Regions from separate parts of the Homo sapiens genome. Here regions 1, 3 and 4 are each linked to region 2. A link is a loop called in an ENCODE intact Hi-C map of the cell type or tissue named here. Cell type or tissue: dorsolateral prefrontal cortex. All regions are shown on one strand.

The links. Hi-C counts contacts between places; a loop is a spot of excess contacts. Peaks named below come from ENCODE experiments on the same cell type or tissue, not always from the same donor. Only the 100,000 strongest peaks of a DNase experiment are listed, where the experiment ranks them.
Region 1: it touches region 2 in a loop (2.0-fold over the local background); 4 of 110 quality-filtered maps call a loop at or near these places.
Region 3: a loop joins it to region 2, with 4 times the contacts of the local background. A loop is called at or near these places in 6 of 110 quality-filtered maps.
Region 4: it touches region 2 in a loop (2.3-fold over the local background); 2 of 110 quality-filtered maps call a loop at or near these places.

Annotation. Positions count from the first base shown.
Region 1 is chr1:96,819,692-96,827,691 of GRCh38, reverse strand. It overlaps a transcript of PTBP2 not described here. Among named protein-coding and RNA genes, the nearest start is that of PTBP2, 100 kb to the right of the region's middle. In dorsolateral prefrontal cortex, no CTCF peak of the experiment used is centred here; a DNase peak (open chromatin) is centred at 4,451.
Region 2 is chr1:96,718,288-96,726,287 of GRCh38, reverse strand. PTBP2 (polypyrimidine tract binding protein 2) reads right to left here and starts at 4,504. Exons shown (of 14, transcript NM_021190.4): 1 at 4,416-4,504; 2 at 2,694-2,724. The coding sequence starts at 4,423. RefSeq lists silencers at 4,029-4,308, 4,539-4,738. In dorsolateral prefrontal cortex, a CTCF peak has its summit at 4,855; DNase peaks (open chromatin) are centred at 455, 3,787 and 4,507; H3K4me3 peaks cover 3,720 bases; H3K27ac peaks cover 3,991 bases.
Region 3 is chr1:96,591,671-96,599,670 of GRCh38, reverse strand. No RefSeq gene overlaps it. Among named protein-coding and RNA genes, the nearest start is that of PTBP2, 130 kb to the left of the region's middle. In dorsolateral prefrontal cortex, CTCF peaks have their summits at 3,038 and 3,237 (motif pointing left); no DNase peak of the experiment used is centred here; H3K4me3 peaks cover 551 bases; H3K27ac peaks cover 5,968 bases.
Region 4 is chr1:96,484,311-96,492,310 of GRCh38, reverse strand. The region is part of intron 1 of LOC105378866 (a long non-coding RNA gene); the gene reads right to left. Among named protein-coding and RNA genes, the nearest start is that of LINC01787, 110 kb to the right of the region's middle. RefSeq lists an enhancer at 3,511-4,010 and a silencer at 4,524-4,818. In dorsolateral prefrontal cortex, a CTCF peak has its summit at 4,844; no DNase peak of the experiment used is centred here; H3K4me3 peaks cover 1,238 bases; H3K27ac peaks cover 1,751 bases.

The DNA of each region.
Region 1 (8,000 bases), 100 kb before region 2:
TGGATGATAATGGACAAAAGGCTAGGTGCAAAAGTTTTCAATGAATGTGGAGTGAACAGGAGGTTGCTGGGTTGTAAAGATGAAAATGGGTAGAAGAGAGCATGGTCAGATGTAAATGTTTCATTGAAGCAAGAATTTTTACTTGAAAGTAGAATATGACGAGAAGCAGCCATTGAGAGAAAAGAACATGCACTACTTTCTGATCCTCTGGGATGCACACAAAATGGGCAGAACTAGGTTAGTATTGGTTAAGACAAGATCAAGGAAGACACATTTTATGAACATTAAGGATACGTTTTGTTTACCATGGCATGAGGAACAGCGTTCCACAGGCCCACTAAAAAGGTCAAGGAGATAGTAGCAGTGGTGAAGTTGGTTCAGAAAAAAAAAAAAGCACAGAAAAGTATATGGGTGAGTGTGAGGTGGAAGATGAGAAATGATTTGAGGAACGGACATTGTGGGCAGTGATCTGAGTGCACTTGGCTGACTCAAGGGTTAGAAAGAGCGAAGTGCGGCAGATGAGTGCAGGCTCTAAAGAATTGCTGTTAGAATTACAGCTTTACCACGTACAGACTCTGTGACTTTGGAAATCGTATAAAGTACTTTATATAGAGCTTGCCAAAAGCAATTTTTTTTTTTTTTGAGACGGAGTCTCGCTCTGTCGCCCAGACTGGAGTGCAGTGGCGCGATCTCGGCTCACTGCAAGCTCCACCTCCTGGGTTCACGCTATTCTCCTGCCTCAGCCTCCTACAGGTGCCCGCCACCACTCCCAGCTAATTTCTTTGTATTTTTTTAGTAGAGATAAGGTTTCACCTTGTTAGCCAGGATGGTCTCGATCTCCTGACCTCGTGATCCGCCCGCCTCGGCCTCCAAAAGTGCTGGGATTACAGGAGTGAGCCACCGCACCCAGCTGCAATTCTTAAATAGTAGCTATTATTAATGTGCTAAAACCAAAGGTAGTGTTGAAAGTTGAAAGAAACTGGTCACTGAAGGCCTGTTTTATAAGCCAGTGTAGGCTGACGCCTTGAGAAATCAGAGGTCTGTAGATGTTGAAGTTAGTACAAATAGGTTCCGAGTGGAAATGGAGGTGAACATATTGCAAAACTCAGAGTGGACTGAGGCTTCACTACACTGGGGTAAGTAACAGACATACTAGGTGATCAGAGCCTCACAGCCAGCACAGGTAGTAAGTGTTGGAAAATCAGTGGCCTTGTTGTATAAGCCAATGATTCTCAACCTTTGGTGTCCATCAGAGTCATCTGCAAGGCTTGTTAAAAAAACAAATTGCTGAGCCCCACCCCTCCTAATTTGTATTTCAGTAGATCTAGGGTGAGTCTTGAGAATATGCATTTATACTAAGTTCTCAAGTAATGTTGATACTGGTCCAAGGGCCACAAATAAGAGAATCATAAATTCAGGCCCTAATTACAAATGCATTCCTGGTAATCAGAGGTCATTCATAAAGTCTGTTTTGAATGAATAATGTGATCAGCCAAATAGTACAGAAAGCCATGTAGTCTCTAGACATCAGAGAGGGCTCTACAGAGGAGGGGAAATTTAATGACTCTGGAAAGATATGTGGAGATCAGAGAGCTAGAAGCATGCAAGCTGAGGGGAGAGAGAAACACAAAAACCTAACTCCAAAAACAAAAAATGTGTATATGTTGTTAGAAAGCAGCTAGTATGGCTGAAGCAGACTGTAACTATTTTATACATACACACACACACACACACACACACACACACACACACACACATATATGAACACACATACATTCCTTTTAGGCAGAGTCGAGATTCTGGTGTACCTACCCAACTTGAAGAGTAAAAAGCAAAGAATGCTATCACCTGGTCTCTGCAACTGGCTCACCTCCACTGGAAAGTGAGCCCAGCTTTGTGTTTGTTTGTCCCTACCTGAGCCTTAAGTAGGCAGGGCAATGAGACAGGATAAATAAATGTGTCAAATGAAAATTCTGCATATTTATGGAGGCTTATGATAAAGTGTTATCACTAAAAGCTTGTGGCCTGGGATGACAGCGGGAGAATCAGAGTTTAAAATACAGGTTCAGGCTTTACCATCTGCTATATGACCTTGGTAGTTAACACCTACTGAACCTGTTTTCTCTAATATGGAAGTAATATTTGCCACAGGAATTAAATCAGCCAATGCATACAGAGTTCGGCATAGTGAATGTGGCTAGAAAATATTCTCTAAGCTCTAGCTATTACTTACTACAAGACCACACCTTTAAATCCAGCCTACTGGACATCAGATTTGTTTTCCTGCTGCCACTGCTCCAACAGGAGTGTCATTTCCTGAAGCTTTACTAAGCCCTAATCTGAAAAATGAAAACAGAAGTTCCAGTGCTGGTACTTCAGGACAAAGATGGGGGACAGCTGAAAGTTCTGGCTCTTTAGTGCAAAAATGCATTTAGATCTTATGATAAAAATGTGTAAGACTTACATCTAAAAGACAGAAGAAATGTTAATATAAAATTGTGTCAGAAATAAGACAGCTAGATAAGGGGCCAGAACCAAGAAGGATAAAATTCAAAAAACATTCCTTGCTCCATCCTCTTTTTTCACTGAAGGACTACCAGATGGATGGTTTACTTTTAGTGTTGGTTGTATGTCCTCTTCTTGCACTGCAAATCTAACAAAGCTAGATTAAGTCCATGGGCAGGAACACCATTCTGATTTTGTCATGTCTTCATCAGAGCAAATGAAAACAGTATAAATTTAGTTTTTTATACTGAACCTCAAATTTTCAGCAAATTGTCAAATAGCTGTTATTGGCTTCTTAGGAAATACTTTTTTTTTAAAAGGAAGCTGAAAAGAGAAAAATTCACCACGATTCCAGATCCCAATGCATGAAGTTGATTGTTGAGAGTAGCGCAGATGGAAAAGGACATACGTAACCATGTTTGTGTTCTTTCTTCTTACATAATCTTCTTACATGTTAAATAATGTTGCTATGTTCTTGTGTGTCTTGTTTTATAATCTCAATTGCTTCCTATAGTTTGCCTTAACAATTCTACAAGGAACCACATACTTCAGCTTTCCAACCCCAGCAGAAAACAAAATCCTAGCTATTCTTAAAAAAAAAGGAAAACCTTGTTACTGGCAGATTAGTACTTGTGTATATTGTGTTTAGATACACAATTTAGTGAAAATAGATAAGTGAAAACAAAATTTGGACTGATTTTGCCACTTATTTTTCATTTATTAGGGCCATGTGCTAGACGAAGAGGGTCTGAGATTTATGCAGTAAATATATTAAATACAGATTGAATAAAATGAGTTCTTTTATCTGTTTGGATAGGTCAAACACTATTAAACTATTACAACTAAATTATATCTACTCAATAACAGTTCATTTAAAGTATGTGTCAAAATTTGACAGGCTTTTGGGAGTTTCTAAATTGGGATTTGACCTAAGGTATCAACTCCATAAGTCATCCCAGTTATGAATGATTTTAGTAAAAAGAAAGACACAGGAAAAGAAAAAAACCTGAAAGAGACTGTTATTGGTAACCTAGATTTCTAGGTTAAGTATAGTGATTCACTGAAATGCTAACACAATTATTTTTGGGAAAACTTAGGTATCTATCATAAAGCTCAATATTCCCACAGACATTTTGTTTACCTGATTTAAAATAATTCTCATGACTGGGTGTGGTGGCTCACACATGTAATCCCAGCACATTGGGAAGCCGAGGCAGGTGGATGGCTTTGGCCCAAGTTTGAGACCAGTCTGGGCAACATGGCAAAACCTTGTCTCTACAAAAAAACACAAAAACTAGTCAGGCATGGTGATGCATGCCTGTGGGGGACTGAGGTGGGAGGATCTATCGAACCTGGGAGGTTGAGGCTGCAGTGAGCTGTGATCATGCCATTTGCACTCCAGCCTGGGTGACAGAGTGAGACCCTGTCTCAAGAAAAAAAAACAAACTCAATTACAAATGACTTTAATGACTTTTATATATATAAAAAATTGGAAGTAGATAGCAGGTGGAGAGACATAGGTAGTAATGTATGGTGAATTTTCAATCATTAATCTGTTTCTTTGTTGGTCACAAACTCAAGAATATATTGCACGTATAATTCTACTCAAATTATCTAAAAAATACATTATGGTTAACAGACACTTTTACAAGTAGTATTTAATCATACTGTGAGGATTCAACATTTTTTAAAGGGTAAGCATTTTTTATAAAGGGGTTTTTGCTTATCTACATTAATTCTTTCTACTCAACCAAATAATTTACATGTCAAAACTTAAAATTGTATCTTAGTGATTCTCAAAATTCTCAAGCCAGAACAGCAGCAGCAATAGTATAGAGTGAACAAGTATTCCTGGGGAGACCTGAAAGCACAGCTTTAAGTAGTCTTAAAAGCATAGTGGCTAAAATGGCCTTGACATTTCATCTTGGCCGGGTGCCATGGCTCATGCCTGTAATCCCAACACTTTAGAAGGCTGAGGCAGGTAGATCACTTGAGGTCAGGAGTTCGAGACCAGCCTGGCCAACATGGTGAAACCGTCTCTACTAAAGATACAAAAAAATTAGCTGGGCTTGGCGGCACACGCCTGTAGTCCCAGCTACTCAGGAGGCTGAGGCAGGAGAATTGCTTGAACCCGGGAGGCGGAGGGTGCAGTGAGCAGAGATCACACTGTTGCACTCCGGCCTGGGCAACAGAGCAAGACTCTCTCTCAGAAAAAAAAAAAAAAGAGATAAATCTTGTCTTATAACTTACAAGCTTTATGTTTTGCAGTTTTCTAAGGATATATATCCATGTTTCATGAAAAAATGTTTTAAGTTACCATGGAAAGACAATTCAAAAACATGCATGTTTCTTCCATGGTTTTGCCAAATCCTTATCACACAGAGAGGCATGGCCATGGGTTCAAACTGCCAAAGTATTACGCAGCTTTACTGAGTAAGGGTCTTTCTTTTACTCTTATTCAACAAGATTCTTTTGGAAGTCTTAATTTTGTAATTTTAAAAGAATCTAACATCAAGTTTTGTGTGCAGCTTTTAGATGGATAAGTTTAACTTATTTGTATGATTTTTTGGAATTATAAAAAAGAAACATACAAAAACTAAATCAATTCAAAAGGGATATTTTAATGAACATAAATTCACTAGATTTGTCATGTCAACCCTGTCCCTTCTCCTAAGTCCAGTTTACCAATAACTGCATTTAGAAACCCTAGTGGAGCCCAAACAACTTAGCACAGCCTATAATCTGACTATTCTATCCAAACGTATTTCTCTATTTGTTCCTTGTCTCCTAATTTATGACCGAGCCATGCTTAACTTTCTCCAGGGTGCCGTAATCTTGATTCTGGTCCTTTTTTGTCCCCAACTTTTAAACAAACTGTTCTGTTTCTAACACTTGTGTCCCCAACACTTACCTCCAACCCAGGTAATACAACTACCTTCAAGAATCCTTTCCTAACTGCTAAAGATTGAGCACACTGTAATAACACCCAATAGTTCCTCCAGAAAATTTATCAACCCATATAATTCTTTACTTATCTCATACTGAACTGAAAGCCCCATGATAGGAAGAAATTGTGTTTTAGTTATTTAGGTTGGTGCAAAAGTAATTGTGGTTTTTCTAATTTTAACGGCAAAAATCGCAATTACTTTCGCACCAACCTGTATTTCATCCAAAGCATCTAAGCTGGCACATAGCAGGTAATGAACACTTGTTGAAAAAAAGAATTAAAGACTCTCAAGAGGTTAAATATTAGCAAATAGGCTGGGAGCGGTGGCTCACACCTGTAATCCCAGCAGTTTGGGAGGCTGAGGCAGGTGGATCATTTGAGGTCAGGAGTTCGAAACCAGCCTGGTCACATGGTAAAACCCTGTCTCTACTAAAAATACAAAAATTAGCTGGGTGTGGTGGTGGGTGCCTGTAATTCCAGCTACTCGGAAGGCTGAGGCAGGAGAATTGCTTGAACCCGAGAGGTGGAGGTTGCAGTGAGCCGAGATAATACCACCGCACTCCAGCCTGGGTGACAGAGCAAGACTGTGTCTAAAATAATAATAATAATAATAATAAAAGCAAATGTTAGCAATTTATGTGGCTAGTAATCCATATTTCTAGGAGCTATTTTCCTTGAAAGTTGGTAGTAATCCATATTTTTAGGAGCTATTTTCCTTGAAAGTTGATAGTAATCCATATTTTTAGGAGCTATTTTACTTGAAAGCATAATAATGGATGTTTTACACTGACATACAATCTTTAAAACTGAAACCAACCTCTTCTTAACTGTATAAAGTTAACTGCAGGTACACTCCTGCAGTTAACTTTATAAATAGATATAAAAAATTAAACTACTTTACAAAACAAAAATGGAAAGTCGAGGTAATAAATTAATCTCATATATACACTGTGTTATTCACAATGGTGTAGAGAGAAAAGAACAAAGACTTTGAGGTCGAAAAATGTCTCATAATTATCTCACCTTAAAATTGGGCCAAAAGTTGATTTTTGTACCACTAGATATTCCCAACCCTGTATTTCTACAGCATATTTCATATCTTACTTGAAACTACAAATAACACAAGACAGAAAAGACATGTACTATCATCACCTCCATTGTACAGATGAGAAAATGGACTTCGATAAATGAAGTGCCTTGCTCAAGCTACCATTGGTAAATGGTGATATGCTCAGCCTCCTGTTCCCTGATGTCCTTATTTTGCTATACTGTATACTGTCATAACATGAATCAGACTAGAAGCTATTTGAAAGTAGTAAGTCAGTTATACTATAACACAACATAAGCATTTCCAAGAATTGCCACACTATGCAAAATCATACAATAAAAACCACAGGACTTATGAGGAAAATGATAAGGTTAGGGCACAACACTCAAAATCTTCAACTCTGACACTAAAAAGGATAGAATTAATTTCTTAAAAGGCAGCACAGTTTACATGTTAAATGGTTAAGAAATATATAGACACTACTATAAATGACTTTATCTTGAAAAAGACCTGAAGTTTGCTTGAAAAAAAGAAGGTGTCAGATGTGTTGAAAACAGCTATCTGAAATTGGATAGGAAGTTATTAGCACCAGATATGGATGAGCGTGGCTTTTAACTTGTGGAAAACTGAGAATGCTAATAGATGTCTGAGGTATGTACATGTGTGCACACCATATATATATTTCTTACACAGCTGGTTCAGTTGGTTGTAATTTTCTGCTTTCATTTGTTTCTCAGGATGAAATCTTCAGTAAACATGAAATTCACATTATGCTTAAATTGTTCCCTAATATATTAAATATGCTAGAATATGCATTTTCAATGTCTAATAGAACCAGCTGTACTGTGGTTCTGTTTATCTTTGTATTCTCTACAATGTACATGGCAAATGTCCAACGTACATAGCAAATGTCTTCTGAGACATCAAAATGATCTTAGGGAAAAAAACACCTTCCATAAATAGAATGCCAAAAACTGCCCCCACCCCCAATTAGAGGAAAAGAAAAACTACTAATGGAATGGAACAGTATTTCACATAATCCTTATAAGTGAACATATGAAGTAATTCTCTCCATTTTACAGATGAGAAAATAATGGTTTTTAAATGTCTCTTATGTCAATGTCTATGCTTTTTCCAGAGTAAAAGTGTATTTATAATTAGAGCTATTATATATATATTACACTATAAAACTCCAAACTTAGGGCAAAGACAACTATAGCAATGTTTCTATCTCTTCCTGTAGCTAATTTCTAAGAATCATGACTATATGAATCAGAATCACATTTTAGAATTCTACAAATCTCCTTTTTAAAGGAGCTCTTTAACCGTAATTCTTCGACCAATTTCCCTCCACCATAGTTGAATATACCAGTAATAAATACATGAATGCTTCATGTAAATCACTACTAGTGATTTCAACCATCTGGAACCACTGCAATCTCAGAAGTTAAAAAGCAAAACAACACAAAACTGGAAAATAATAATAATAAAAAAAAAACC
Region 2 (8,000 bases):
AAAAAAAAAAAAGGCAAGATGTGGGCCAAAACAATAGTTTGAATTCAATCACGTAAATAAAGATGTTTATATGTGTGCTAATATATAAATTAATAATTTCAAGAAAAAAGGCACAAAATTTTAACACAATTACCTACACCTAAGAAATAGCAAAAAAAGCTGTGAAGCAGTTTGAATTTTTTTTTTTTTTTTTTTTTTTTTTTTTTTTTTTTTGAGATAGAGTCTGTCTCTGTCGCCCAGGCTGGAGTGCAGTGGTGCAATCTCCGCTTACTGCAACCTCTGCCTCGCAGGTTCATGCCATTCTCCTGCCTCAGCCTCCCGAGTAGCTGGGACTACAGGCACCCGTCACCACACCCGGCTAATTTTTTGTATTTTTAGTAAAGACAGGGTTTCACCGTGTTAGCCAGGATGGTCTCTCCTGAACTCGTGATCCGCCCGCCTCGGCCTCCCAAAGTGCTGGGATTACAGGTGTGACCCACCGCGCCCGGCCTGAATTTTTTTAAATATGCACATGCATCAGTGTCTTTAAAGCAAATTCACAAATGTTTTAAGTTTTAAAGAACACTTAATTACTTGTACACAGGCCTGACACCAAAGCAAAAATTCTTAACCATTATTCCAGAAAATTAAATTAACTTTAATTATTCAGACTTTTATATTAAACAATGGATTTTTAAAAACGATTTGCAATTTTTTTTTATCATCTTCTAAAGTGTTCTCCTCAAACAACTAACAAAAAACTGGTGTAACCACAAGGTCAGGAGATCAAGACCATCCTGGCTAACACGGTGAAACCCCGTCTCTACTAAAAATACAAAAAATTAGCCGGGCGTGGTGGTGGGCGCCTGTAGTCCCAGCTACTCGGGAGGCTGAGGCAGAAGAATGGAGTGAACCCGGAAGGCGGAGCTTGTAGTGAGCCAGGATCGTGCCACTGCACTCCACCTGGGCGAAGAGTGAGACTCTGTCTCAAAAAAAAAAAAAAAAAACTGGTGTAACCAATACATTACACCTGGACATCCTATTCCAAGTCTCCTCAGTTTTTTCCTGTCTACTCATTCTGAGCCTTGTCTACAAACTCCTCTCCTTTTCCACTAACAGTCGACAACTCACACTTGTATCATTTATTCTTTTACAAAATTTACAGAAATCTGTTTGGATGGAACCTACAACATCTACCATTTTGCAATCTTTAGCTATTCCTGATTTTAAATCCCATGACTAACTCAACTTGGAAAATACTATCACCAAAAAGAGCGTATTATTCCTCCTTTAGTCTGTACAAAATGAACTCAAGAAACAAGCCTAAAGAATGGGCAAATATCTATTTCACTATAGGAAAGAGGACAGAAAATAAGCAAGAAAACACAGTACCATCCCCAAAAGTATTTGAAAGAACACCACATCATTATGGATACAATTATTATTATCATTATTATACTTTAAGTTTTAGGGTACATGAGTACAACGTGCAGGTTTGTTACATATGTATACATGTGCCATGTTGGTGTGCTGCACCCATTAACTTGTCATTTAGCATTAGGTATATCTCCTAAAGCTATCCCTCCCCCCTCCCCCCTATATCTCCCAATGCTATCCCTTCCCCCTCCCCCCATTATGGATACAATTTTAAGAATTCGAAAAAATGTTTGAACAGTCAGCATCACTGGACTAAGCAGAAAGCCTCTCAGGACAGAGAGGCTTGCAAATGAAAAATGACAATACAGGCCGGGCACGGTGGCTCACACTTGTAATCCCAGCACTTTGGGAGGTCAAGGCAGGCAGATCATAAGAGGCAGGCAGATCATGAGGTCAGGAGTTTGAGACCAGCCTGACCAACAGGGTGAAATGCCATTTCTACTAAAAATACAAATTAGCTGGGCGTGGTGGTGCGCACCTGTAATCCCAGCTACTCAGGAGGCTGAGGCAGGAGAACTGCTTGAACCCAGGAGGCAGAGGTTGCAGTGGGCCAAGATCGTGCCACTGCATCCAGCCTGGGCAACAGAGTGAGGCTCCGTCTCAAAAAAACAAAAAACAAAAAAAAATTACAATACATCATGACATTAAAAGTTGCAAGTACTCAAGAAAATGTTAAGCATTAGAACTAAAGTTTAAACGATGAGTAGTTTTCTTAGCCAAAAAGGAAGGATTCCAAAGGATCTCTACCATAAAGACTTTCTTTAATAGACAAACCAGCTCTTAACTTCTAATTCAAATTTGAAGCTAACTGCCTCAACAACTTCCTTTTTAAGGATCAGTGTAATTCATTTCTAATGTGCTTTATTATTAACCAAAATATATTCATTTTCATGACAAAAAGTAATAAAAAACAAAAAACTTAGATTAACAAAATTATAAGATATAGGTCAAACCACTTACCATCCATTTAAAATCATTATTTCCCCTCAGAAAATTGGGGTATCGTTTTATATTACAAGAAGCCATGTGTGAAAGCATTTTCAATTTCTTGATCATTCATACTTACTTTAAAAGGTTATTCTTACAGACTGACAGTTCTAGAAAAACTTATGGTGATTACAAACTGTTTATATGGTCCAACTTTACAAATGAAAGGAAACATTTTACACTTGGGTTTTGTTAGCTACGTTATAGTTTTCAAAAGCAAAAGCTAAAATTTTCCAGTAATTATGATAATAGATCCAACAATCCCAGTTTCAAACATAGTATTTTCCTACCTTCACGCCAACTGCAACCTCAGTGACGATTCTGCAAAGAAAAAATAAGTAGTTTCAACCTCCTGTTATTCTTCTAATCACTCACTCTTTGGCTCTAAAACTTTTTAGGATAGTCCATCATTCATAAATCTTCCAGCCACTCACACACAGATGGGGATAAAAAATACCACAGATGATCCGTGACTTACCTGTACTGTTACCAACCTGGTTTTCTAAAAGTAACTTTCAAATGTGAGACAACTTGTGGTATTTTTTAACAACACATTCAATAGCCAAAAAGAACAAAACCCAAAACACTATGCCATTTCTACAATGCCAGTATACTGAGATTAATAATTTAACGCTTAAACTCTTTAGTAGTCTCCACAGGAACCAGGAATCAGGAAACATGAATTCTAGTGCAAGTTTTGACATCAATTTCCGTGTTGATCTGGGGGGAATACTGAACTTCTCTGGATTTGTTTCATCTGGAAAATAATCTTTAGGTAACATCTAGGATGATTTGAATTCTGTGAGACTGTGTTAACTTTTATAAAATCTTGTTTTTAGTACCTTTTAAAACACACCAAACTCTAGGCGCTTAACCAAATTGTTGATTCTTCAAATACTCACTGATTTTAATAAATGTACTTGTTAAATGATACTATGTTTACACTCCCAAAAGAGCTGCATACTGCTGTATTTTTGACCTTAAGCGTGCCCCCTTTCTAACATTGAGTTAAATTACTGAGTCTTTTCAGGTGTGAAGCATATGAGCGAGACATCGGTCCCTACCATTTCACAGTCTTGCCTCTCACCTCACTCAGCATTCCGTCTTGACTCAGGTTCGCAAAGATGCAGCATGGTTCTGGGTTTTTATAGTCGTTTTTCCAGAAACTGACCAAAGTAGCTAAAGAGATAGCCCTTTGTTGACTATCTGCTCTTGTTTCTGCCATTGCTGTTGGCCTTTGCCCATGTGACTGATGTCGGCTTCAAACACTTCGTTTTTTAGATGATTTAATTTCTGGGCCCTTTTGCCAAGCCTTGAATGTTTTCAGTCCCCACAAAAAGGCATTTTTTCCTCCCTCCCGCCCCCACTACCAGACTCAAATGAAAACAAAGGAGTATGACATCTGCCCTCCCCCTTCCTCCCGCCGCCGCACGCCCTCCCCCCTTCCCCAGCGGCTCCCACTAGGCTTTCCCCGGAGCTCCCGCCACCGGCATCTCTCCCGACCACGGAGGGCCGGGCGAGGCCGGAGAGGTTGCTCATGGCTGGGGTCCACATGGGGTGCCTCTCTCCTCTTCCCCTAGAGGCTCCCCCAATCCAAAGGCCTGTCTCTGCCCATCCCACTCGCTCTCACAGGCACCGCTAACCCAAGGGTCGGGTCCCAAGGTACGGATCGAAATGGCTCCTAGAGGGGGCAGGGACAGACCGGGGAGACGTTATGGGGTTCCCACCCCATCCCCCGCCGCCAAGCCGGTGCCCGCTCCCACTCCGGGATCCTCACCCCCGCCATCGCCCCTATGCCTCCCCAGCCTCCAAGCCCGCTTTCTTCTCATTTTCTCGACCAAAGCCCGCCGGGGGAAGCAAAGGGAGGGGTGTGTGCGATGGGGCGGGGGTTGGGTAACGGCAGCCCAGCCCTGGGAGGGGCCGCGGGAGGGTTTCTCCCCGGCCCGGGACCGGGCCGAAGGACGGTCCAACTCCTCTCTCACACACACCTTCTCGCCGGCCCGATTACATACCCGTCCATTGCCGAACCGGACAAAGCTTCGCTCACAAGAACCGAGCCACGCAGCCAGCGAGCCACACAAGCGGCGAGAAAATGGCGGCTGGGGCCCGACGGAAATTGCCGAAGGTGCCGAGGCGCACGGGCCACCGCGCGGCAGCGGCGGCGGCGGAAAGAGCCGAGCGCGCCGGCGCCCGGCAGCGGGAGGCGAGCGGCAGGGCGCTGGGACTAGGGGGAGTGGGCGCCGCAGCCGACGCCTCCTCCGCGCCTTCGCGCGCCTTTCTCCCTCCGCCCTCCGCCTGCCGTCCTCTGGAACCTGGCGTTCTGCTGCAGACCGCGGCGACCTGGTTTCCCCTCCTTGTGGGGGCGTGGGTGGGACACCTCCCAACAGCTCTCCACACTCTCTCTGCCCTGACTGCAGGACGCCCCCAGGCAGCCTCCACTTTTCACTCCAAGCCAAGTACCAGCTTGGCTACCGTCAACCTATGCGGGCCAAGGAAAAAACATTGGATAGCTTTTCTCCTAAGCCATCTTTTATTTGCAGACCGGCTCCAGCCTCTAAAACAAAAATCTTTACCCCACTGAACGAGACCACTTGGTAACAACAGTACTTTCTCAAGCAAGTAGAACTCCTCAGACTGAAATACAGGCTTTTGCTTCAAGACCTGTAGTACCAAGCCAAGTGGAGGAAAATGTGATTCTCACTTCAGTTGGTGATTAGTGTGCGCCTGTAGAAAATATTCACAATACGCTAGGTGGAAATAGACACAAATGGAGCCATGTGTTAAAATGCTACAATAGTTGGAGTTTAACATTTGGAGGCATGAAAGGGAAAGTGGAGATGGGAGTGGGAACAACTGAGTCTTCAGATTGGTTAGAGAAAGTAGAAGCATTAAAATGGGCTATGCAAATTGACTCCCTTTGCTATATCTTACGGTCTCAATTTTTACTTGATACTATAGTGGACATTTTACTTCAACGTGTTTTTATCAGAGGCTCAACAAAATTGGGAAAGGCACCCGCTTGAAAATTTGCTCAGTGAGTAGCGACTTTGCCAGTACCCATCCTTCTCCTGCACCCTTCACCTCCACCCCCAACACACACAAGGACAAATGCACTTCTAATTCTGAAAAATGACAAATACTCCCTGTGTCCCTCCAGTTACTCTCAATACTCACTCTGGGTTTTTCTGTGTCTCCTTCAGGCAAAGCTCTTATCCTTTGCTAATTGGAATTTCATATACTAAATGATATTGTGTATAATTTTTAGAATTTTTTTTTTTGAGACCCAGTCTCGCTCTTGTTGCCCAGGCTGAAGTGCAATGGCGCAATCTCGGCTCACTGCAACCTCGGCCTCCCTGGTTCAAGCGATTCTCCTGCCTCAGCCTCCCGAGTAGCTGGGATTACAGGCACGCGCCACCACGCCCAGCTAACTTTGTATTTTTAGTAGAGACAGGGTTTCTCCATGTTGGTCAGGTTGGTCTCGAACTCCTGACCTCAGGTGATCTGCCCTCCTCAGCCTCCCAAAGTGTTGGGATTACAGGCGTGAGCCACCGTGCCCGGCCATAAATAATATTACTTTTAAATTGGATAGACCCTTAAAGAGCATCTTGTCCAAACACTTTGCTATAGAACTCTTCAAAGCACCCAAATTTTTACAAATTCTTGATTTGCCTATGGGATTGTCAATCGTTAAAAAAAAAAAAAAAAAAGGCCGGGCACGGTGGCTCACGCCTGTAATCCCAGCATTTTGGGAGGCCGAGGCAAGCAGATCACCTGAGGTCGGGAGTTCAAGACCAGCCTGACCAACATGGAGAAACCCCGTCTCTTCTAAAAATACAAAATTAGCCGGGGTGGTGGTGCATGTCTGTAATCCCAGCTACTCGGGAGGCTGAGGCAGGAGAATCGCTTAAACCTGGGAGGCCGAGGTTGCGGTGAGTCAAGATCGCGCCATTGCACTCCAGCCTGGGCAACAAGAGCGAAACTCTGTCTCAAAAAAAAAAAAAAAAAAAAAAACCACATATCAAATTTCCTACAATAACCACTTCACCTTAAACCTTAAAATAAAGGATCTGTTATTAGTGCCACTAATAATCACTTTTCACATATTTGTGGTTTCATACATGTGTTTTCACTCAACAATTGAATGTGCAAGCTACCAAAGGGCGGGAACTATGGTATTAATTCTTGGTATTCCCCACATTCGCTCGATCGATATTGATTGATTGGTTCTCACTTTATCTTGGCAAAGACAAACCATTCTATGAGGAGGGAAGCTTGTCCTTAGGCAGCAGAAGAAATTACAGTGTTCACAAAAACACATTTTTCTTTATTTTTTTTTCGAATACGGTACAAGACCACAAACATACAATAGTTAATCTGCTTGCTTATTTAAGCTAACAGTTTCTTGGAAAAATGCAAGGTAATTTACAAGTCAAGGCACATAAAGTACTAGATTAAGACATGAAGTGAAATAAGAATAAAACAAGAGGACAAAGCATAGCATGAGTCAGGAATGAGGCTAATGCAACAGTGTACACAAAAGCATATTGATTAAAGCCTGGATTCAGATTTGAGCTCTTTCGTTTAATACCTGTGTGACATTAGGCATGTTCATTAACCTCTCCAGGAAACTTTCCTTTGCTGAATATAGGATTAAAAATAGGGCCTTTGGACCTGGCACGGTGACTTAGGTCTGTAATCCCAGCGCTTTGGGAGACCGAGGCGGGCAGATCACGAGGTCAGGAGATTGAGACCATCCTGGCCAACATGTTGAAACCCCACCTCTACTGAATATACAAAAATTAGCCGGGCGTGGTGAAACGTGCCTATAGTCCCAGCTACTCAGGAGGCTGAGGCAGGAGAATCGCTTGAACCAGGGAGTCGGAGGTTGCAGTTAGCCAAGATCGCGCCACTGCACTCCAGCCTGGCGACAGAGAGAGGCTCCATCTCATAAGAAAAGAAAAAAAGAAAAAAATAGGGCCTTCATCCTAGATGACTGTGAATTAAATACCTTAACGTATCTAAGGCACCTCCCTAGCTCAGTAACTACTTACTTACAGTAAATACTTAGCAAAGAGTGTTATCATCATGCTTATTATTTTTGTTATTACTATTATTCGTTTGAGAAGGAACAGGCCACAAATTTGTAGCTTAGATTTTAACAGCCAACAATATTCATAAAAATAAATCTATATAGAGATTTTTCACAAAGGTTAAACGTGTCACTAAAGTAATTAGATTGGCTGGTATCTACAGGAATAAATCTGGGAAAATGTCATAGATAAATTTCTAAACCTCTATCCAAATCTAAATTTGTATGATTTTATGAGTTAACCATGGGATAGATTATTAATCTCAACATTAGCAGATGGCCAACCTTTGTAATATATGACAAGATTCTATTAGTGTTTATGGATTCCTAACAAAATAAGGCAATAAAAAGTGAAGTGCCTGTACAGTATTATTTTCATACCCATATCTTTTTGCAGTATAATGATTTGTTCTTTCCCATCTGAATGGTAAATGTTTTGACCTTTTACAGAGATTTACACTTATGTGAACAATGATTAAATTTCAGTGTATGCTAAGCTAAAATGAGG
Region 3 (8,000 bases), 130 kb after region 2:
GGGCATACACCACCACACCTGGTTAATTTTTGTATTTTTTTGTAGAGACAGGGTTTTGCCATGTTGCCCAGGCTGGTCTCAAACTCCTGGGCTCAAGCAATCCACCCACCTCAGCCTCCCAAAGTGCTGGGATTACAGGCATGAGCCCCCATGCCCGACCCTGAGATATATTATTAATTATTTTGTGTACTCACTGTCTCTTTCTCTAGAGCATAAGCACTATAAATGTAGAGATGCCTCATGTTTTATTCACTGCTGTATCTCCAGTGTCTAGAACAATGCCTGGCATGTAATAGGTCTAAATATGTTTCTGTTGAATGAATGAGTGAAGTGGGTGCAAAAAAATAACTATTGATTTTTTGGCTGATTTTTTAATAAACTAATCTTATGTTCTTGTTCTGCTAAAGGGAGAATAGAACAGACATGTACTGTAATCAGATGCGTTTGACAAGATTCTGAAAAAAGAGCAATTTCACTCACCATTTGGAATAGACCATTTTTTGTTGATACTATGTTTATAACACATAATAATATTAATATTAATAAAATAAGAGAATATAAACTGCCAAGAACATCTTGGACAGTAAACGAGACAGGATTGGATTTATTGTCTGTCCATTAAGTCTATTTTAATTTGTGACTAAAGCATTGGAGAGGGCCTGGGTAACCTGATATTTTCACCAACAAGGCATGGTAAAAGCAACCACAACCGCTGACTACATGATCCAAATCCAGATCCAACTCTGCTGTTAAGAAGCTGGGTAAATCATTGTGCAACTCACTTTTCTGGACCTCTCTTTTGTTATCTGTGAAATAAGCAGACTGGACTAACATATTTTGAAGGTACCTTCTGTATTTAACGTACCATAATTCCCACAGTTCTGGATCCATTATTTTCCTCCTTTATAAATCAGTCTCTCCAACTGCTTACTTTTCATCACAACTGTTTTGAATTCTTTCTCTGTGGCTACATTTTGAGTCTCTTAGGAACTGACTTCAATAGGCTATTATTTGGATTCACTGAGTCCTTGTTGTTATTCTGAGGTCAGCTTCTGCCCACTCATTTGCCATCCATCACCAGTCTCCAGACCTTCCAAACAAAACCTATTGAATACATCATCACTTCCTAGGGTCAGGATGAGGGTCAAACAGCCCTAAAAGCACATTTCCCACCGATTGGCACTTGGGGTGCAGACTCTCATCACTCTAAGTCCCAAATCAGCTAAGTCCTGAGGGATCTGCTGGGGAAATCAGTCAGATTGTCAGTTTTCTCATTGCATTCCTGGCCATTCGGTTTATGGAGAGCGTCTGAGTGATGCCTGTAGATTAAACCAGGCGTCCTTCTTTTACAATTCTTTAGAGTCTGGGTCAATCTTGTCTCCCCAAGGGAGCCGCAGTTCTGCTTCCTCTTGGTTAAGATCCTTGGGCTCTCTAACCCAGGGGTCCTAAGCCTCTACTACCTTTGTATGTTTCTCTTTTCTAGGAATCTTCCAGGACTGGGTTTACTAAGAGTCATCTACAACCTCAGGCTTGGGCTCTTCTTGTAGCACCATCCAAGTGGGAGGGGAGGAAGATAGCATGGAGCTGGAGAAGCCGCATTAATGTCTCTTTCGTAGCTACATTCTCTTCTCTGTTGTCTCCCAGTGAAAAAGGGCCTTGAGACAAAATTACTTCTTTTCAGTGACTTACATGGAGGAAGTTTCATGGATTCAGTTGTTGGTGTGAATGTTAAATTAAATGTTAATGTTAAATCAGTATGTTAAAATGAGAACTATTCTAAATATATGTGGGGAAAAAAAACCTGATGCAGTAAAAACTCCTCTAGAATAGTGTGTTTCTTGTTAAATACCAAAAATTAGCACCATTTTGCTGATCCTAAAACATGAAGTTTAAGGCCAAAACATTTTTAGAGTCCCACAATGGATTTTTCAGAGTTCTTAAAAACATTGTCATAAACTCTCATATATTCTAAAATAATTAAACGGAAGTTCTTGGAGCTATCTTGCCAAGGTCATTTGGAGATTATTTCTTGAGCTGCTTTGAAATAATGAAAAAAATTGTAATGTGAATTGTAATTACTTAGAACACTGTAGAATAAAGCTACAGTAAATTCCTTCACAGTTGAACTAAACTGTTTAACACATGGAATGTCTAATTGACAATTCCGTACCAAAGTGTAAATTTGTCAAGGAAGGATACACAACAAGTTTTTTTTAACATCTCAGTGAGTGCTGTTGTGATTTGGATCTATTACTTCTGAATATTGCATGAAGCTGACAAGCACTTGTCATTTAAAGACCACATGGAGGCATTTAGTTTTCCATTTAGACATAATAACACATTATGCAAATAAGCTTGCAAAGGAAAGCTGGAGGCTGACATGAAATAAACTGTCAAACACAAGTTGCTAATAAATGAACATTTCTTTATAGATTATCTTAATTTGGGGAGTTGAAAAATACATTTGGCTGTGGTGGATCAGGAACCTTACTATCGTGGTACATAGCGGAGGTTTCAATTGTTGGCTTTGCAGCAACATTCCTTCCCTGCAATTATGGCAAGAGGTTTTGGTTTAAGAAAAACTCTCAAAACTTACATTTTATAAAAGAGGTTTCTAAGTAAATTGTATTCCCACATTTTCATGGTTTAGAGATACCCTAGTTGGATTTATTCTCATGTGATTTTTCACTCCTCAATTTTGCACTGTCCTGTAATACCTGTAATAGGTCTAATACTTTCAATTTGATCTAGATAACAGATTATTGGAATTCAAAGGAGTTTTTGACATTTGTAATTTTAACTAGGCAGGATTTCTCAGAGAACTCATCCAAATCTCCTGGAAGCCTTCTTAAAAATGCATATTCCTGGAAGACTGATTACAAATGCATATTCCAGAGTACCAACCAAGACTGACCTAATCAGAATTTCTGGGAGTAGGACTTATTAATTTGCAATTTTGAAAAGTAGCCCAGTAATTCTTGTGCTCAATAGAGTTTGAGTAACTCTGGACTAGACAGTCCTTGAAGGCCCATGACAAGTACAATTTTAAGACTGCTAAAGCTGGAATTTGTGTTTCAAATCAGGTGTAGCGTGAAGTTGGAGACTGATTTATTTCTGGTGAGTCTGGCTCAAGATGCAGCATTTGCCACCCAGTGAGCTGCACTCTACGTTTGTCCTCATGTAGCAGTAACTCCAATGAAGTAATATAAGAAACACAACCACAGCTGTTTCTCTGTGACAGCGGCCCCTAGGGGCAGACCTGGAGGTGGGACGGATATCAGAAGTAGGAGAATGTGGCTGGAAAAGGGGGAAGGTCTAAGTGCAGAGACACAGTGGAGGCTGTTTAGCCTCCTCCCTTCATCTAATCTCTGCCCAGAAGTAATCTTAAGAGCTTTTGATCATTTTTTTTTTTTTTTTTTCACAGAACATAGAAAAGATAGCAAAAGTTTCCTTCTGGCCTGGTGTGGCAGTTTATGCCTGTAACTGTGGCACTTTGGGAGGCTAAGGCAGGTGGATCACTTGAGCCTAGGATTTTTTATTTTTATTTTTTTATTTTTTGAGACAGAGTCTCACTCTGTCACCAGGCTGAAGTGCAGTGGCATGATTTCGGCTCACTGCAACCTCTGCCTCCTGGGTTCAAGCGATTCTCCTGCCTCAGCCTCCCAAGTAGCTGGGACTACAGGTGCACATTAGCACGCCCAACTAATTTTTTGTATTTTTAGTAGAGACGGGGTTTCACCATCTTGGCCAAAGTGGTCTCAATCTCTCAACCTCGTGATCCACCCTCCTCAGCCTCCCAAAGTGCTGGGATTACAGGAGTGAGCCACTCTGCCCAGCCAAGTCTAGGATTTTGAGACCAGCCTGGGCAACATAGTGAGATCCCATCTCTAAAAAAAAATTTAAAAATTAGCTGGTGTGTTGGCATGCACCTGTGTCCCAGCTGCTCAGGGGCTGAAGTGGGAGGATTGCTTGAGCCCAGGGGTCAAGGCTGCAGTGAGCCATGATTGTACCACTGCACTCCAGCCTGAGCGATGATTGATTGTACCACTGAACCCCAGCCTGGGCAACAGAGTGAGATCCTGTCTCAAAAAATAAAAAATAAAAATGTTTCCATCATTGCCTTAAATTAATTGGGAGAGCATTAGATTGAAGCAGCTCCAGGGCTCTGGGTTTCTACTTAAGCAAACTGAAACCCAATTTAGTATAGCTATTCTAGAAAAACAAAACTTAAGCTTAACCAATCAGAAACCACTAACCTCTAACTAGTGACTTCCTAGTGGAACGATGGAAATAAGGTTGCTGTTGCACTTTAACGAATTGAATAATTTCTTGGCCTTGCTTCTGATCATAAAAGCCTTCCTCTTGTGCCCTTGGGCTGAGCCTCTGAAACACTTCTGTTTGGAGCCACCTGATTCCTAAATCATTGTCTACTCAAGTAAACTCTTTAAAACGTTAATGTGCATAATGTATCTTTCAACACCCCTCAGACTTCCTTTTGAACCCATTAACTATCAGAACAGGAACACTTTTCTGTTCCCTGACACTGCTGTGCTGTCGCTTAGTTAGCTGTGATTTCAGACTTTAATGGATTCAGTTCTGCATCCAGTTTAGACTTTTGAATTAGCTCAAATTTTTGTCCACTGTTCAGGTGCTTGAAAAAACATTTGCTTTATCTGCCACCTCTCATATGGAGGCATCCTGATGTGTTTCTAATGCTGAAGTGTAGTCGCTTCTTTTAATTCCAATCTCCTGCCTGCCTTAGTGCCCCAATCTACATATTGACAAAGACTCCCTGACCAAACTTAGTCAGGCTCCTCTGAGCCCTCTTCTCTAGGGCCCTGACTTTGGTCCCTGTCTTTGCTGGGTTTGCATAGCCCACTTGTAGCAAGAATCCTGCTGAATCAATTTAGGGAGAAAGTCTCACCCTCAATATCTGATCAAGCTTTTCATCCCCCAGCCTTGATATCTTATCACCCTGGCTTGCCTTCAGCAATAATTTTATTAAATTGGTTTAGAAAGAATCCTTCCACCCTTGATGACTTCTTGTAGTAATTTTCCATTCACTGACCTCCTCATTCTGCTTGTTGGCTGTGAATCTCCATTTGTCTTTGCTGTATTCAGTTCTATCCTATTTTCCCCTATTGCAATATTTTATTAATAAAATCTGTTTTAACTTCTCTGACTACTGTCTGGCTGAGATTGTCTTTAACAGTTACAATGCCCAACCTTGGATGGGATCAGATTGCTGATTGAACCCCCAGGTCTCTCACTCAAGACCCCAACTGCACATCTTTGATGTCTTTCAGGAAGCCTTAGTGAGTCCCACTCTGGAGCCAGTGCTCCAGACCACTGTCCATTGAAGCACAGAAAGGACAGGTTTTGATTCTTAAGACTCCGAGTATGCTATCTTTGTCTGAAAGGTTATCTCCTAGGCTGGAAGTTCTTCCTGCCTCCTTATTTCAAGTGGAGATTCACTCCTTGACTCCTCGGCTAGAAAATTTTTTTTTCTGAGGCTTCTTTATTCTATTTCATCCTGTTTCTCCCATAGGAAATTCTCAGTCTACTAAAACTCAACCACCTCCTCAAACCCTCCTAATGATATGCTCCACCAACTCTGTCTGCTTCCTTTCTTGTTTGCATAATTTCGTTAAGGATAATTTGGAACTTCATTCACTTATTACCTACCCACATTTAAGCTCATTTAAGACCTCTTCTCTTTTCTTCTTTTTTTCCTTTACTACCTTCAATCTTCCCATCAGCTTTCTTGAATCCTTTGATATGACCCTCTTTAAAGACCCTACATCCTCTATTTCTCTGTGTGCTCCTTCCAGACTTTTCCCTCTCCAGTCCAGCTGCTCAACTCCCTACAGTCACTTGAACTTGAGGTCCCTTGTTCCCATAGGGGGCTCTCAAGGGATTTAGGAGCCCCCAACACAGCCACCTGAAGCTTAAAAGAGAGAGAGAGAAAAAAAGGTTAATTTAAAACAGGCTCAATATTTTACCTCCTCAGATGGACTTTGGAAACAACCAATCACTTGGTATTTCCCAAAGGTCCAATACCCAAAATTTAGTCTACAGCCTCCATAAGATTACATATCAAAGCAAATGAAAATCTTGAGTTTCCTCTATAAATAGTGGTAAAAAGAACTAGTTGTCATATTAGGCAGGTCATCTTAATTTTTTTCATTTGCCAAAAACACAATTCAGAAAAAGATGAGAGCCAACTATCATACATAAACCAGTGAGTTTTGTATTATTGTGTTTACCTGCATCATGGCTAAAATTTTAGAATGAAATGTCTGAGGTCTCCATTTGTGTCTGCCTGTATGTTTATATGTGCATGTAGGTAGGTTATGTATATGTGATATTTTTCTTCCTCCTGATGGTATTAACAAGTTTATTTATAAAATTCCTTAAAGAAACTGTTCAAATTGGCTGAAGGCTAAGTAATTATGTATTAGAAAGGAAATACTCTTACAACTCAAGAAATATGGAAATTAATCCGAATGTTTTTCAAATTTAAGTGATTTGAGTAGGACTACTGATATAGTTTGGATATTTGTCCCCTTCAAAATCTTATGTTGAAATGTGGCCCCCAGTGTTGGAGTCTGGGTTTGGTGGGAGGTGTTTGGTCGTGTCAACAGATCCCTCATGAATGGGTTGGTACCCTTACCACAATAATGAGTTCACCCAAGATTTGATTGTTAAAGAGACTGGGACCTCTCCTCTCTCTTGCTCCCTCTCTCATCATCTGACGTGTTGGCTTCCCTTCCCTTTCACCTTGAGTGGAAGCTTCCTGAGGCCTCACCAGCAGCAGATGCCAGCACTATGTTTCTTGTGCAGTCTGCAGAACTGTGAGCCAAAATAAACCTCTTTTCTTTATAAATTACCCAGCCTCAGGTATTCCTTTATAGCAATGTAAAATGGACTAATACAACTAGTTTGGTTTTGTTGGTTTAATAAAAATAGGCATGCCTTGTGAGTTATCAGAATAAAGTATAATATGAGCACTTATTTTTATCCTACTTGGGCTTACTAGTCAAATAAGGTGATATTATAGCTACTAGATATTTAAGATTATAAAAACTATAAATTCAACCTAAGAACAAGTGGACAAGTAAAGATGCAGTAAAAATGAATATAAATGGCTCAATATATATATCAAAGCACAGTAGTAAATAAAACATAGGCACATGTATTTAATTTTTAAGGTTTTTTCTATTGTGATTATTTTGATACTTTCCTAACATGCATGTATTATAAAAATAGTTAACAGGGAAATGACTCAAAATGATGACTAGCTTTGTTTAATGTCTCATAAAATTTTCATGAACAATCTAAGCATAATTTTTTAAGAACATGTATTAAGTTGACATAAGTGGAATAAAAGTTTTATGAGGAGACTTTTGAACAATAATTATGTTTTATAGTATCTATAAACTAAAAATAGTTTCTAATATCATTTTAGTAATGTGCAATCTTTGACCTATGCTAAAGTAAATTATGTAATAAATATTTATTATTAATTTATAAGATAAATTACTAAAACACTGACTGATAAAAATAAGTTTAAATTTATTATTAAGTTGTAGAAGGTTTACAGAAAAGTGATCTCACATGGTCAAACTAAAATTTGATGGACTTATTTATAAGGTTTTCTTGGATGAAGTTTTTTTAGAATATTGGTCTGCTCTTAATATTATATTATAAAAGGTTTTTCTCTACCTTTTGAGTAATCTACCCAGGAAACAAACATTTTGTGCCTTGTCAGAATAATTTCTTGTGTTTTTTTGTTAACTTTTATCATGCCCTTGACTATTTAAGAGAACCAAGTTTCTCACTTTTTTTTTTTTTTTTTTTTTTTTTTTTGAGGGGGAGTTTCACTCTATGGCCCAGGCTGGAGTGCAATGGTGCAATCTCAGCTCACTACAACCTCCACCTCCTGGATTCAAGCAATTCTCCTTCCTCAGCCTCCTGAGTAGCTAGGACTACAGGTATGC
Region 4 (8,000 bases), 230 kb after region 2:
TCTTTTTGCCCAGGTTTTCTCATTTTTTAAACAAGGTAATGTTAGGATTTACCTCACAGGGTTGTGGGAAGCATGAAATGATGTGAGATGTTGAAGTTTCTCAGAAGAGGATCTGACATATGGCAAGTACTTAAGAAATGTCAGTTGTTATTATTTTATACTTCAGTGGTAGAAAGGGTTTTATAAGCCAGTTCTTAGTATAGGAAAATCTTCCTGATTAGGGTCTAAGCTAAAAAAAGTTTCTCCAAATAAACATAAATTCTCTGAAACTTTCTATATCTATAACGTCATTAAAAATGCTTCTTGCTGCTGGAGCTTAATGCTTTTCTGTTTTGTCATTTCATATAATTTTATCACACTATATAGACTCTTCCTACTTTAATTATGATCCCTGGACCAGCAGCATCAATATCACCTTGGCGCATGCAGAACTTTAGGACCCACAGATAGCCTACTAAATTAGAATCTAAATTTTAATAAAAACCACACATGACTTTTGTGCACATTAAAGTTTGAGGGGCACTGGTGAAGACTAGATTGTAGTTTCCTCATCTAAAACAATGGGAATGACCAAAGTACCTACCTCACAGGTTTATTGTGAGAATTAAATGTGTCATCGTCTGTAAAGCATGTTACACAGTGCCTAGCACACATAGCAAATGCCAAAGCCATCTATATACACATTATATACATATAATGTTGGGAAACGTGGAAGTGAGGATATTGTTCTCTTTTAAATTGGTCACAAAAAACACATGCCTGGTATTTTACTCCATTTGAGGTACCATAATTTATGTAGACATCGAAAAACCATAGCATATTCAAAAGACAGTGTGTTGAGGAAAACTAAACTATGTCAGAAGAATGGTTAAAGAAACTAGGAATATGTATGCTAGAGAAGAACTTACTTATGGAAGGTGATAACTGCCTGCACATTTTTAAAGGTTCAGACTAATTCTTTATGACATCAGACAATTAAATAAGGACAAATGAAGGGAAGTTATAGAAAGAGATTTCATTCAAAATAAGGAACAGTTCTAATTTCCTTGCAGCTAGATCTGTCCAAAGCAGAATGGACTTCCTTGCAAGAATGTGAGCTTCCTGCCCTAAAAGGTCTAAATAGAGCTTGATGTTCACCTCTTGGGGACAGCAACAGGAATTCATTACCTGGATGATTCATTACCTGTCTAAGAGGAGCCTCCCAACTCTGAGATGCAATTCTATGAATGATATAACTGAAGGGTGCTTAACCTTCATCTAGATTCTGGAAACTTCAACTTCATCTTATAGATAAGGGAATTAAGACATAGAGCTGTTAATTGGCATGCCTATGGTTATAATTTGGTGGCTGGTTGGAACAGGTCTTTGGCCAGAATGCTGATCTTGTGAAATCTGCTCTAGTACTTTAACTATGGGTCTTTTTGTTGGGCCCTTATAATCACTAAATTAGTACCAAGCACCAAATACATTAACAGTGACTCTAGATTTTGATACTTTGGATTCCTTTTTTTATTGTTATTTGAGGTAGAGTCTCACTCTGTTGCCCAAACTGGAGTGCAATGGCATGATCTCGGCTCACTGCAACCTCCACTTCCTGGGTTTAAGTGATTCTCCAGCCTCAACCTCCTGAGGGGATTACAGGAGCCCACTACCATATGAGGCTAATTTTTATATTTTTAATAAAGATGGGATTTCACCATGTTGGCCAGGCTGGTCTTGAACTCCTGACCTCAGGTGACCCACCTGCCTCGGCCTCCCAAAATGCTGGGATTACAGGCGTGAGCCAGCATGCATGGCCTGGATTTTTTTTGTTTTTTGTTTTTTGTTTTTTAGAGCTTACCTTTGCTTCTATCTTGGATAAAAGATATCCTGAATCTTATGAAGTGCGGTAATTTAGGCTAGTTTTGTATAGAAAATCTTTCTCTTGGCCACTATTGATCGGACTTTCACATTATGGCAGAGTCTCTCAAAGCAGAAAGTATTCATTGAATGCTAGTCCTTTGATATGCTCTCTGAAAAACAAGTTCTGAGGAGAATTACATTTGTAAAACCAGAACACTTAGTTGAGTTCTTGATGTTCCACAACATACAATAGCATATTAAAGATTCTTCAAGGTCCTGTAATACAGCCACTTGTTTAATTTGATATCAGAATCTCTTAGGCATTTCACCATTCAGACACTGAGCACCCCACACATAATTCCCCAATCTCTTATATAATAAACATTAATACTTTATAAAATCCTTTTTTTTTTTTTTTTTTTTTTGAGACAGTCTCACTCTGTTGCCCCGGGTGGAGTGCAGTGGCGCAATCTCGGCTCACTGCAACCTCCACCCCCTGGGTTCAAGAAATTCTCCTGCCTCATCCTCATGCACCACCATGCCTGGCTAATGTTTTTGTGTTTTTAGTAGAGACAGGGTTTCACCACGTTAGTCAGGGTGGTCTCGAACTCCAGACCTCAAATGATCCTCCTGCCTCGGCCTCCTAAAGTGCTGGGATTATAGGTGTGAGCCACCACTCCTGGCCTATAAATTGCTTTTCATGAGACTTCAGCTTTCGTGTCTAGGAAAGTCACAGCAAGGAACTTTGACAATCAGTTACCTAATTTCTTATGGGTTCTCTGTCTCTCTTAATGGTTCCTTGTTTGTCTTTTCCACATTTCAAAAGCAAGAAGAAAGCAACAGCAAACTTAGTGCTTTGTACAATTAGTATATGAATTGTCCTCTACTGATTTAGTCCTTTCAAACCAAAAGACAATTATCTACTTAACTGTCAAAAGGGAATGGAGCTGCCCCATCTACTTGTAGCCTTCTAGGTATTTTTTTCTATAAATTATGTTACATTAAATAGTTCTTCCTTTGCCAAAGGTATAGAATGCTTATATACAAGGTTTATATATTTCTTCAGTAAGAATTCTATAGGATTGTTCTACATATATCCTGGACCTACTTGGAGCAGTATATATATATATTTTTCTCTTTTCTTTTTCCTAAGAATTAGAACCTGCGAATGGAGTAGTATATTTTAAGACCAATGTAAATATATGTTAGAGCTGAAAGTTCCTTAATTAGCTAAGTAAGAGGTTAAACATCCATCAGGGTTCATTATCACTGAATCATTGCTTCCACTAACGGGAGTATATTCTAGGAGAATTCCAGGCACCAAGACAAGACCAGTAGGGGTAACACAAGTCAGACTAGCAGCATGATAAGATCAGACTCCTTAATCTGACCTACACTAAGGTGAAGAAATATGACAGAATGATTGTCTCGTCTTTCATGGGCAACAATTGGTCTAGTGAACCTGAGAGAGCAAAGGGCAAAACTGAAAATGAAATAAAAACTAACTGACAATCTGCTCTGTGTCAGATACTTCCACACATATTTTCTCATTTAAAGCCTCACAATAAGGCTATGAAGAAAGTTGAGTTCTCATTTTACAAATGAGGTAGCTGAGGCTCAGAGAAGTTGAGTGACTTACTCATCACACAGTTAACTGATTGCTAAACTGATATTCAAACTTGGACGTTGTGATTTTCAGTGTCAGTTCGTTCCCATTACACTCAAAGTGCTGGAATTTGCAAATCCAGCAAATCTTATCCCTGAGACTAGACAACAAACAGAAAGGTAGAATCTCTTCTAAACAAGTGCTCACTCACAATTATTTCAATAACTTAGTAGACAACATTCCAGGTGGATAATGTCAGAAACCAAATTTTTGAATGGAAAAGAGGCAGCATTTTAGATGTAAATGGATCCTAGAGCCCTGTGTGTGGTCAGACTTAGCGCCACAGTTCCCGTCTCTGTAGAGAAGCAACACAGCAAGAGAAGGCAATGTAAGGATTCCAAATTGCTAAGAGAATGAAGTAATCAGCATATATGTACTCCTTATTATGTTCGTGTGGCCAAGTGTGTGGGGTGGGGGCTGAAGAATCAGAGACTACAGAGTTGGAAGAACTACCATTTCATGTCAGCACGAGGGCAAAGAATGGAGGGATTGGCTGTGATCGAAGTGTCAATAGTTAGAGCTGTAATCACAACTTCAGGAGAGATCAACACCTACTGTATAAGAGGATTTAAAAATCCAATAAATGAAGCTAAATGGAGCTGCTATACTGAACGGTGGCATAAAGCCATGGTTTACTGGCAACATAGAACATCATTGCATAATGGCTGAACACAACCAGCATGCTGCGCCAGGCAACGTGAAGCCCAGCCTGCAAAAAGCCAGAGAGAGGTTTTGAAGTGATTGACCAAGTTATGTGATTTGCAGGTGCTTTTGTGTACTGTTTCACTGGTTGGTAACTTATTCAGAAGGTAGGGAAGGCTTGAACCCAGGCTGGCAATTGTGCCACTGATTTTGAGTTTGGAAAGAAGCCATAAAGGGGTAACAACATGGTCTGGAATCTACAGGTGACTTCCAATTTCTCTTTAAAAAGAGAATTCAAGGGAAAACTCAGTAAGTATTTTAAATCACATTTGTGTAATCATATTTAATGAACAGGTGGCTTATTGTAGAATTTATTTAAAGTAAGACAGTGCGTGAGTGTGTGTGTATGTGTGTGTGTGTTTCCTCAAAAACATACAGGAATTATTGAAATTAATGGCATGTAGTCCTGTTCTGGGCTATAGCTGGCATGCCAGAAACAACAATGCCATAGCTGTTACCACATTCTTTTCCTCAAAAGGGGAACAAATGAGCTTCTGTTGTTAAAGCCACTCCTTCCTGAATCACCATTTCAGTCTCTCTCTTTTCTGCTGCCTGTCATATAAAGCCGTTTTAATTTAAAAAGCAAAATAAAATAGACAGCTATTTTAAGGCAAAATATTAAATATGAGAGTGATTTGAGCTCTGAGTTTGTTTTTTAAAATTAAAATAGAGAGCCAGTGTGTGGGTATTGTAAACAGGCGAAGCTTTAGCTCTCCCTACAGGCTTTTGTTACAGTAGCTGTCTAAGAGGAAGAGAATATTGGAAGCTGAAATCATCCCAAAGTGTTCATCAAAGAGAGTGATTTCCTTTGTCCAAGACAAAGTCACAAGCTGTTACCTGGGTCGACAGTAAGACTGTGCAAATGGCATTTATCACATTATTGAGGCTACAGAGTCTTTTTTTTTATTTAGTGATTCTCAGCTTTTTATTGGAAAAAAAGGAGAATAATAATAAAAACAACAACTGCAATGACAATGACACCAGAAATGCTGCTGCTGCTTTCCAGTTTGCCCATGGTCTTTTCATAGCTTGGCTTTTGAGGCTAAGTGTTATACCGGGGCTTCTGATTTGGGGTTGGAGTCAGTATGGATTCCAAGTGGAATTCTGCAGAATGATCATCTATTGGCATAAACCCTTGCTAAAAAACAGACCAACAGCGAAGATTCTCAGTGAGCCTCTTATCTTAATAGTCATACATCAGCGACATGGATGCCATCTAAGAAATGTGTCGTTAGGCAATTTTGTCATTCTGCAAACATCATGGAGTGCAGTAACAGAAACCTACATGGTATAGCCTACACACACCTCGGCTGTATGGTACAGCCTATTTCTCCTAGGCTACAAACCTGTACAGTACAGCACCTTACTGTACTGAACACTGCAGGCAGTTGTAACAAAACAGTAAGTATTTGAGTATCCAAACACATAAAAACATAGAAAAAGTACAGTAAGAGTAGCTGTAACCCCAGCTACTCTGGAGGCTGAAGCAGGAGAATCGCTTTGAACCTGAGAGGCGGAGGTTGCCCTGAGCTGAGATTGCACCATTGCACTCCAGCCTGGGTGACAGAGGGAGACTCTGTCTCAAAAAAAAAAAAAAAAAAAAACCCACTAAAAAATGGCATGCTTGTATAGGGCATTTACCATGAATGGAGTTAGTAGGACTGGAAGTTACTCTGGATGAGTCAATGAGTGAGTGGTGAGTGAATGTGAAGGTCTAGGACATTTCTGCACACTACTATAGACTTTCTACACATGTGTAGTTAGGCTGCACTAAATTTGTAAAACAATATTTTTATTTCTTCAATAATGAATTAACTTTAGCTTACTGCAACTTTTTAATTTTATAAACTTTTTACTCTTTTACAACAATACAGCTTAAAACACAAACACATTGCACAGTTTTTCAAAAATATTTTCTTCTTTATATCTTTATTCTATAAGCTTTATTCTATTTTAAAAATTATTTATTTACTTTTTAAACTTTTTTGTTAAAAGCTAAGACACAAACACACACACATTAGCCTAAGAGTACACAAAATCAAGATCATCAATATCACTATCTTCCACCTCCGCATCTTGTCCCACTGGAAGGTTTTCAGGGGCAATAACACACATAGAGCTGTCCTCTCCTATCATAACAATGCCTTCCTTCTTCTGAAATGTCTCCTGAAGGACCTACCTGAGGCTCTTTTACACTTAATTTTTTTTAATCAGTAAAAGGAGTACACTCTAAAATAATGACAAAAGTATAGTACAATAAACACATAAACCAGTAACATAGCTGTTTACTTTCATTATTATCATGTATTCTATATAATTGTATGTGCTAGACTTTTATATGACTGGCAGTTCAGAAGGTTTGTTTACATCAGCATCGCCGCAAACATGTGAGTAATGTGTTGCACTACGACATTATGACGACTATGACATCACCAAGCAATCAGACTTTTTCAGCTCCATTATAATCTTATGGGACCACTGTTTTATATGTGGCCCCTCATTGACTCAAACATAGTTATGTCGTGCATGACTGACTGTATAAAAAATGAAAACCAGTTTCATAAGCACACTTTGGCCCACACCCCAAACCCAAAGGGAAAACTGTCTCCATATACTTTTCAGTGTAGCAGCAGTGGTGCATTGAATCAATAATAACAATCGATAACAATAATCAGTAATCTATAATAATAACAGCCATCATTTATTAATTATTTGCCCTTGCTCTTGGCTACACATTCAGCTGAATAATTTTGCTTAGTACTCAAAATCATGCAAACAAGTAGACATGATTATCCTCTTTCACAGAAGAACAATCCAGTTCAGAAATTAAGCAACTTGCCGAAGGTCAGTCACCTAATGAATTCGGGCTGGAAGCAGAACTCAAACCCTGGACTGTCTGACTGCAGAGCCTTGCCCATTAACCAATCTGCTGTGCTGTATTGTCTTTGTTAACTATTATATTATACTGCTTTTGTTTTGTTTTGTTAAGAAGGTACCTCTAGATATCGATTTAGCAGACATCGTTGCTTTTTAACAGGTACATTTAGTATTTGTGGAGTGCTAGAAATGAGCAAAGTATTTAACAGACACATAAAAAATTGTTAAGAGAAATCTGTCAGGTGAGAAACATACAAAGTAGGACTACAGAATATGGATGAGTCAGATAAAAAATAAGTCAAAAGAAGGTGAGGGGAAGTAAGTTATTGAATTAAATAGGACATCCTGGATAACACCACCAGTGAGATGGGTGAGGGGCACCAAAGATGCTATGATGAGAGGAGTCAGTATGGGGATAGACTGAAATAATGAATAATAGAGAAAAGACAAATAAGAATTCTGTTTGAATTTTTTAAGGTTAGAAATTAGGGAGAATACTCAACCTTCCAATATTCATTTATTCCACAAACATTCCTTAAGTGCCAATTATAAAAATAGTAATTGTTTTATGCCTTCTGGTGACAAAGATTGAGGAAGAAAAACAGACATATAAACAATAACATGTCATGAGTGCTATGATAGAACTTGTGCAAGGAATAGTGAGGCAAAGAGGAAAGACTCATTAAAATTCTAGAGAGAATGCCAGTTAACTTCTATGTTTCATAGAAAATGCAACAATTTAATAGATTCTCAAAAGATAAGGAAGCTTTTACCAAGTGAACTGGGGAAGTGATATGGGAAAAGAAAGATATTTCAAGGAGGAAACAGGATGTGCAATGGCATGAAGGCATGGGTCATGGGGGATCTGTGAGTAGTTTTGAACGGCTGAATGAAGCATTAGGATTTAAGAAGA